2 separate regions of the Homo sapiens genome follow, and region 2 is linked to region 1. The links are chromatin contacts, found by Hi-C or POLR2A ChIA-PET in ENCODE. All regions are on one chromosome and are shown on one strand. The core of a region is the stretch at or near the end of the contact, and the rest is flanking DNA. Distances in the headings are between cores, read along the strand shown. Region 1 overlaps PTPRM (protein tyrosine phosphatase receptor type M). Region 2 overlaps PTPRM (protein tyrosine phosphatase receptor type M).

What was found. Hi-C counts contacts between places; a loop is a spot of excess contacts on that map. ChIA-PET counts read pairs that join two places held with the same protein, here RNA polymerase II (POLR2A).
Region 2: a map of heart right ventricle shows a loop between it and region 1 (3-fold over the local background). The contact joins two enhancer-like sites. A Hi-C loop is called at or near these places in 5 of 168 maps with a recorded cell type or tissue (GM12878, Right ventricle myocardium inferior, heart left ventricle and 1 more). POLR2A ChIA-PET finds 5 or more read pairs at or near these places in 2 of 52 experiments (OCI-LY7 and activated CD4-positive, alpha-beta T cell).

The regions. Positions count from the first base shown.
Region 1 is chr18:7,810,734-7,815,109 of GRCh38, forward strand. All of the region lies in intron 2 of PTPRM (protein tyrosine phosphatase receptor type M), which reads left to right. Among named protein-coding and RNA genes, the nearest start is that of PTPRM, 250 kb to the left of the region's middle. Within about 2 kb of position 2,158, at least 2 of the 41 ENCODE cell types and tissues checked have a DNase peak (open chromatin) inside an H3K27ac peak, as active enhancers do.
Region 2 is chr18:7,752,336-7,756,711 of GRCh38, forward strand. All of the region lies in intron 1 of PTPRM (protein tyrosine phosphatase receptor type M), which reads left to right. Among named protein-coding and RNA genes, the nearest start is that of PTPRM, 190 kb to the left of the region's middle. Within about 2 kb of position 2,561, at least 6 of the 41 ENCODE cell types and tissues checked have a DNase peak (open chromatin) inside an H3K27ac peak, as active enhancers do.

The sequences.
Region 1 (4,376 bases), core at 908-3,407:
TAACCTTTATAAACTGTGTTGTATTTATTAAGCCTATTTTATATAAATTCAGCTTCAACTAGAGGGTTATTCTCCATAGCATTATTTTTTCTATTGAAACATACAGATTTTACCAAAACCCCTTTTCATTACCTTTAATTCTTTCTGCTAGGTCATAGGCAGGATTTTGAATTATGCTATTAATTTAACTTCATTTTAAATGAATAAAATCAGCACATCCACAGTTTGGATATTTTTCTGAACGATTGAATACTTGTTTTATTTTATCCTTTGCCCAGTAATTTTTTTTCAACCAATATTGGGCCAGTGGCCACCAGTCATATTGCAGCATAGGCAAGCAGTGTGCCTCATGAAATAATCCTATAGGAAATAAAATATGCAAAAATCAATAAGGTTTCATGGAACAGTTTCTGCAAGGAGCAGAAAGGCAAGCGTGGCTCAATAAAGTGGCAACAGCCTGTGACAACAAGCCTGGAACTGGTTTCCATCAGAGACACCCTTTTACTGAGCACAGTGAATATTTCTGTGATATCCTGTCCCCATGTAGCAGGAGCATTTTGCCCTGGTTGCACAGTCCCAGCAAGGGGCTTTGCATAGGCTTTGCACAGGATGCTTGGGAGACTCAAACTCTCTCCCCACCCCGAGATGGAGTCTTCCTCTGCTGCTTAGCATGGAGCTCAGTGGTGCAATCATAGCTCACTGCAGCCTTGATCTCTGGGGCTCAAGTGGTCCTCCCATCTCAGCCTCTCAAGTATCTGGGAATACTGGCATGTACCACCAAGCCGAGTTCATTTTTTTATTTTTTTATTTTTAGTAGAGATAAAGTCTTGCTATGTTGCCTAAGCTGGTCCAAACTCCCAAGCTCAAGCATTTCTCCCATCTCAGCCTCCTAACATGTTGGGTTTACAGGCGTGAGCTACTGTGCCCAGCTGAAGACTTGAAGTCTTGATGCCAAAGGGAGGGAGGATTTGTTGTCTGCTCTTTGGTATTCCTGAGAGTGACACATGGGGCTGGGTTCTCTGTGGCACTGTTATATAAGTCAAGCAGATCCCTTGGAACTTTATGTGGGAAGTGTTGTTGGGCAATTATAATCTATATTCTGAACACTTGAAAGGGTTAATATAACCAGTGTTTGGGCATTTGGGTGGTGTTTGCACATATATGGCAGCCTCTTCCTGAGAGACTGGATAGATTAATACCCAGAATTACTTTATGTAAAGTTTTCCAGGATATGTTATTGGAGTGAATTTGAACTCTGGTTCTGAAACCTTTTATATAATAGTTATGTCCATCAAGGCTCTTGTGCACTGATTCTTAATCAAGAAAAAATGAATTAAATCCCCTTAAATGAATTAAACACATTTTCAATTTGATGCGTTATTACCAACTTTATCTCTGTGATAACAATATTGGATGAAGTAGGCATTACTGAGTGACTGACACTTCTCAAATTCCCAGTTTTTCTCTGCCCATCATTCACTTCCTTTAAGTATTACTTTTTTCCTTATTTCAGGTTTTCAAGTGACTTCTGACATTTTAAAAAACCGGTTTTGATGAGGCCATAGATTCTCTTAGGTGCATTGTGCACTGCTGTTGCTCTTCCTTTTATCTCTCTCCTTCCATAAGCAGGAGCATATTTTATAAGCTGCTTTTCTCTTTCTAGTCGAGGTACCTGGAGGCAGCCCCATTCACATTTGTGGGACTGATGGTGAATGGTATTTTGCAGTGGAAAGTGAGCCTCTTAGGTCTTAAGCTCCATGGGTTTAAGCACAGGAGGGGCATGAGCTGCTCCAGGAATCTCCTGCAGCTATTTATAAAAAGATGGACTCTTTCTCTTCCCTAGGGGACAGAGTATGATGGATTGTCATGGCAGTGTGTGAAAATAAAACTCTACAAAGCAGCACAGGAGAGCTGTGTAATCAGTCTGGAATTTAAAATATCTACTTGCCAACTTCACCAGTGAATGTTGAAAACTGAGACTTGGAAAGTTTTTTTTTTTTTTTCTTTGACAGCAATACTTGTTCAAAGTGCACTGGCTTATGATGGAGAAATTGGGTCTGGATGGTCTAGCTCTTTGAAGAGTGAACATTAAGTGCCACTGCACAGTGTATGAATGAGGCATGAAATGATGCCATCAGAGCAGCAGTGGCGCAGAGGTGCTGGGTGGATCTTGTCAGTTTGAGGTTGAACCGAAGCACAGAAGCACAGAACAGGGTATGTCTAAAACCTGACATGGCTTCTTTGTGCTATTCATGTGCACCTAGCAGTGCCTTAGCCACCTAGCTCTATGAGACATCATGCTGACGAATTACCCCTGTGACTTACCTGTGTGCAGGTTATGCCCACTTTGGTGATGTTTCCTTTCTAGAGGGTCTCTTTCTCTTGTTCTGTAAGAGACAAACATATGCCAGTGCCATGTTCTTCCATAGAAATGAAAGTACGAGGGATAAATGAGTGAGGGGAATGGCAGAGGGAAAGAAAATGTGAATGTAAGGGTACAGTAGATGTACATTAGTGTGTTGTGATCTCAGTGCAGTAGATTAACGTTAGTGTGTTAGGACCTCAAGGAGAAATTTAATAGCTGAATCATTGCTGAGATTGACAAAGATCAAGTGCTTGGAACCGGTAGCCAGTAAGACTATTTCTCAAAGACAGAGTGCATCATTTATTTCTGGGCTCTCCGTCCATGCTGCAGTTCAGTTATTGAATATCCTTTAATGCAACATTCTTGGTAACCACGTAAGAAATACTCAAATATTGAAGACAGAGGACCTGGCTCCAGGGCACTTATCATCCAGATGTGGACCCCCTTCCTATTCATCCTGCTTGGAACTTCGTGGGCCTTCTGGACCGAGAGGATATGTGCCTTCAACTCTGGGTACTTTTCTTCTCTTATCTCTTTAGTTTTGTCTGTTAATTTCTCTATATTCTTTTAAGTATTTCTTCTTAATTTTTTTTTCATATTAGGCATATGTTAAAACTTCTAAGTTCTTGCTTGTCTTAACTTTTTTTTTCACATTTTTTCATCTTTTTTTCCCCCTATGGGAGATGAGTTGTCTTGTGGGATAATTCTTTGGCTCTGTCTTCTAGATTACTAATTTATTCTTCAGCTGTATCCTTTCTCCTGTTTAGACCAAATGTTGTTTTTCCTCATTTAAAAATTGTCTAAAAATTTCAGATCACCTTTAAAAAATTATTATTAACATGGTAGTCTATCTATTTTCAGACCCCTTTTAAAATCTCCTCTTCACTTTAATACTTATTTACTAAAGCATTCCTTATACTATTGGTTATATTTGCTGCTTCTCTTTCTTGGTCTTCATTTTCTTCAAATATTTAACACTTTGTGGTTGTGTACACATCTCCATGCTTGACATCTGATGGTATACAACTTGTGAGGTTATACTTGTTTTCAGCTACTTTTCTATAGGGATTGTGGGAGATGGGTGCTGAGAGGGGTGTTTGCCTGTGCTGTGGGGATCCCCGTTCTTCCAGGGTCTTGGCAGCCTCCTGCAACAAACTTGCTGGGGCCTGCTGTGTGTACACACTGTATCAGGCTGGGTGTACCTCGTTAAGCACATAGGTGGTAAAATAAGTACCACGGTAAAATTATGGCTTAGGGCTCAGGGTAAAATTATAAAAAAGGAACAGATTACATCCCACTGTGGGCAATAAGAAACACTTTCTGCAGGATTCTGAGATGGGCCTGGAAGAATGGATGATATTTCAACAGGGGGTAATGAGGAAATGCAGTTTCGGTGTGGGCACCTGAACGGACAAAAGGACAGGTGTCATGGAAAACAGGTTCTGGGAAACCTGCATCACCTAATTCACTGGAGAGGGATAATAGTGATGCTATAAATAGCAAATGAAGTCAGTTGGGCTCTTATATGTGTTGAGCACCACCATCCATCTGAATAGTTGCTTAAGCCAGAAACTGGGGAGTGGCCCCAGCTGCTTCTTCCTTCCCTTCATCCAGAAAGTTAGCAGTTCCTGGATTTTCCTCCTCTAGAATGTCCCTCAAACCTGTCCTCTTTTGTCTTTTCTCATGTCTGCCACACTTGTCTTAGTCATTAGCGAAATATCCACATTTTATACTTCTGTTTTGAAACTGACGGAATTGTCCCAGAAAACTGATGTTTATGGTTTCTTTTAAATAAGTACAGAAATTTACCCTCCCAGTCTTAAATCTTGAGAAAGTTACATTTATCTTATCTGAGTTCCTTTTTCAGGAAACCAATCATCAGTCCTCCCAGTCTTAAATCTTGAGAAAGTTACATTTATCTTATCTGAGTTCCTTTTTCAGGAAACCAACCATCAGTCCTCCCAGATAGTATCAAGGAACTGAAACTTTCCAGATCACAGCATCAGGACAG
Region 2 (4,376 bases), core at 1,311-3,810, 58 kb before region 1:
AGGCCTCGAATATATTCTTTTTTTAAAAAAATTTCTATAATTTCAAAAGGTAGGAAACATGACAGTAATGGTTAGTTTTAGATTTTATTTATTTTTATTTTTTAAGACGGAGTCTCTTGCTCTTGTCGCCCAGGCTGGAGTGCGATGGCGTGATCTCGGCTCACTGCAACCTCTGCTTTCCGGGTTCAAGTGATTCTCCTTCCTCAGCCTCCCGAGTAGCTGGGATTACAGGTGCATGCCACCATGCCTGGCTAATTTTTTTAATTTTTTTATTTTTTGTATTTTTTGTTAGAGATGGGGTTTCACCATGTTGTCCAGGCTGGTCTTGAACTCCTGACCTCAGGTGATCCGCCTACCTCGGCCTCCTAAGTGCTGGGATTACAGGCATGAGTCACCGTGCCTGGCCAATTTTAGATTTTATTAATGTTAGACATAGACTCGTGTGTCATAGAAAACAATACTCAGAGAAAACTACGTACCTAGATGTTTTTTGGCCTTTTAGTTAGGCACTTGGCAATGAATGTGTTTTCTAAGTTTATTAGTTACTTTGATAGATATTCCTGGTCTAAAATCTATTTCTTTTTATTTTTTGTAAGTATTCTTTCTGTCTAACCCCTCTTTAAAATAAAAAGTTATTTAGGAGTTTAATGATTTGGGGGGAGGGGCAGATTCTGGTAATGTGATGAACGAGATGGGGAGGAGCAGTCTTGCAAACCTTTGGTTTAGTAGAGAACCAAAACCAGTTTGGAAGGGGATACAGGTCTCTTTCTAGCCATATGTATTTGACTGAACATGTTTGTTTGGAAAAACTAGTAGTTTTGTAAATCATCCATTGAGAGCCAGCAAGTTATCTCTACATTTGTGAAAGAAAAAAATTGAGGTGGATATGGGTTTCCTTTTTCTATGTGTGTCCGTATTGTTTTGATTGTATAGAGGTAGATATTTTTCTTCATTTTGACTGAAAGTAAAGTCAGAATTATATGTATATCTATACATATATATGTATAGATATATTTATTTTCTACATTTTAAGAGGAAGCAGCGTGTTTTAAGAGTGAAAGAAAATAAGCTTTGAAAGCAGACACATCTTGATTTGAGTGCTAGTTACTATCATTAGCTTGCTTATATAATCTTGAGAAATCTTTTCTTTCTCGAAGCCTTAGTTTGCCCATCAGCTAAATGAGCACAGTACATCCTATATGGTAGGGTTGTTGAGTATGAGTGTTAAGTGAGGTAAGTTAAGTCAACACAACGTAGTAAGAGATCAGTAAGTATCAAATTCCATTCTCACTCACTATATGTAATATAAATAGGTTTAAATCAACAGAGTGAGTTTATCTGTAACTGCAGACTTTCTTTGCCATAACACCTTTAAAAAGTTTTAAATGCTTAAATTTACTGTTCTTTCAACTGCCAGTTTAGTGTTAGTTCATATCATTTTGTTTTGGCCGTATTTGCTAATGTTATTGGTGGAGTCATACCATTTTCTGTTGGCTTCATTTATAATTCTATTTTTTTTTTGGCTGTCTACACATTATTTCATTTTGGGACCTGCTACACTGTTGGATTTTTGGCTTTACTCACCTTTTCCCCCCTTCTCCACTTTTGACCCATCTCCTCCTATTTCATTTTGGCACCAGTAAAGTAATGGTTCATGTGTATGCTGGAAGCCTACCCCATACATCTCTATGGGTGCAGTATTCCTTTTTATTGTGTTTTATTTTTCAAAATGACAAGCTTATATTTCCAGTATGTGAAAATGCTTTAGAACTTCTTGTTGAATATAGATTAGTTGACATTTTAAGTCTTAGCCCATGTTGTATGGTTGTGTTTTGGTTTTCTATTTCTTCTTTACTCTTTTCATCATATACCTTGTAGTTTTTGTCATCAGTGAATGATTTTTGAGAATCCTAATGTGCACAGCATTCTGCTGGATCTTGTACTAAGCAGTTTAAAGAGACCCTGTGCAATTACCCGACATTTCCTGTGTGCTTCTTATAGGCAGAATTTCATAGAATACAAATTATCCTCTTCTAGGTACTTGAATCTAAAACAAATATGGACACACAGAGCAAGAAAATAGCTGAACAGTGAGTATGTGAAGAGTAAACCAACAGACACCAGGATTATTCACCATAGGCCAGCCTTCTAGCTCCCAAGATGTTCCCTCCCTGCCAGTCTTCATTGTCTCTCAGTATTGAGATGTCAGCCTCCTTTCCATATTACCTGGAATAATTGCCAAGCAGTCATGCCACTTGAAAATGAGGTAACAAGTCCTTTGATTGAACTGGCAGTCCCACTCCCTGTCATAGCATCCTTGTATCAGTGTTGTTTATTCATTTCATGGTCTGTTCTCTCAAGAAATAAGCATCAGGAGTGGACAGTGATGTTTGGGGGGATCCCAAGGCACATGGGAGGCAGATCTTACCTCTTTCTGAGGAGGCCACAGAGAGCTGGATAGTCCCTCTGTCTGCTCCCTGGTAGCTGGAATGTGGATCTGTGACTCCATGCAGCCAACTGGAAGCTTAATGCAGGGAATGTGAACTTTGAACTAGTTAGAGATTATTCACTGTGAGGCTTTTGCAAAGGGCACAGGCTGGATGAGTGGCCGTGAGCGTCCGTGTTCCTGAGCAGACTGTGCTGTGGCCCAATCCTGTGCGTGTCTCCTCTTCAGGCTCCTGCCGGAGCATGCTTCTCTAATCTTACCATTTATCACTGACCCTTCGGTGAAACTCTCTTCTGTTTAAATTTACCAGGGTACACTTTGTAATACTTGGGACCAAGAATTTGAAGATAGTAATCAGACAAATCAAACAACTAGTAGTAGTGGAGAGACACGTAGCCCTACAGGAAGGGGTAGAATTATCATTAAAAACACAGACAAACCAGAGACTGCCTGAAAAAAAAAAAAAGATGAACTGGAAAGATTCAAAGTAGGCTCTATTGGAGGTGAGTATGGAAAACAAGCTTAGCTTTTTATTTTGAAGTTTCCTTCCAGGAGTTGGATACTGTGATCTCTTCAATCAGCATGTTTATATAGTGAGGAGGAAGACCAGAAATGAGAAGAGGAATAAGAAAATGGCAGCACAGCCTTTTGGGGTATGGATAAGGGTGGTCTTCCTGCTACAGCAGAGGAGAGGGGCATGTGTGGCCCATGTGGAAGAGCAACTGAGTTGGTGGCTGACTGAATTTGGGTCCGAAGCAAAAATAGGATATGAGGATAGGTATAAGAATTTTATTTTGTGCTATGTGTGTCATTTGGCTTTTAAACTGTCTAGAAATAAAATGAGATGAAAACAATCTGCCCTCATTTCTTGGTTGCTTTTCTTAAATATCATTGGCCCAAAGCATAGCCAAGCCTTTTATTTAGAAAATCCTACCTTCAAAAAGTGATAGGTTACACTAATTATATTTGTGCTGTTCTACAGATTTTCTATTTTGCACTGGTCCTTTACCTGCTGCTCGCTGTGCGGGCAGCTAAGGTGAGAGTTTGAAGACTATGGACTTTTAAGCTGAGAGGCTGCTGTGGTCATACAGTTTTCAACACAAAACTTGTTCTCCCTCTAGTGTTCCACTTGCACAGGGGTAAGTTGCACAACTTTGTTCCATTTTGAATTCTTTGCAAGATTTGTCTTCATTTCCTCTGTTGTATCAGATTCCTATATTTCCTTGTACTGTTTGGCCAAACTCCATTGTTTTCATCTTACTGAGTGGAACAGTAGATACTGTTCCAGCTTTGATATTAATTTCCTCTCTAGTACAGCAATTCCGAGTCTGGAGTACATTAGCATTTCAATTTTGAAGAGAGATTTTGATCTCTGAGCACCCTTGCCTTGTGTCTGTTTTCTTGATGGTTCCTTGTGGTTGCTTTCAGTGTTAGGTTAGGTTTCTCCAGTTAGGTTTCTGATGCAGATTGAAAAGCAAACAAGCAGTTAATTCTGTGCATCCCTCATTCTTCTGTAAACATGCCTAGTGCAGTGTATTGCCTCTCCAAGTGCTCTTGCTTAATTAACATGCTTTAGTTTGTAAAGGATTGATTTGTTTGGCAGAATTATCCATAGTTGATTCTGGGAGCAAATTTTCTCGGATATCAATTTGAGGAAATAAATCTCACTTCTCCATGCCTTTTGTTAATTAATTTGTTTCTGTTACCATCAAATCTTTACTTAATAAGTCTGTAAAGGATCTCCAGTGGTGTTGAGATGTCAGTGCTGTTTGGCTATAAAATTCAAGGATGACATCTAATGTGTGCCTTTTAGTAGAGATGCAATTTACTTATGTAGTAGATTTGTGAGGAGCATCCATGGAATAGTCATCCCACTATGATTGTATATAACAATTGTATGTACAATATACAATATATATATACAATAAGG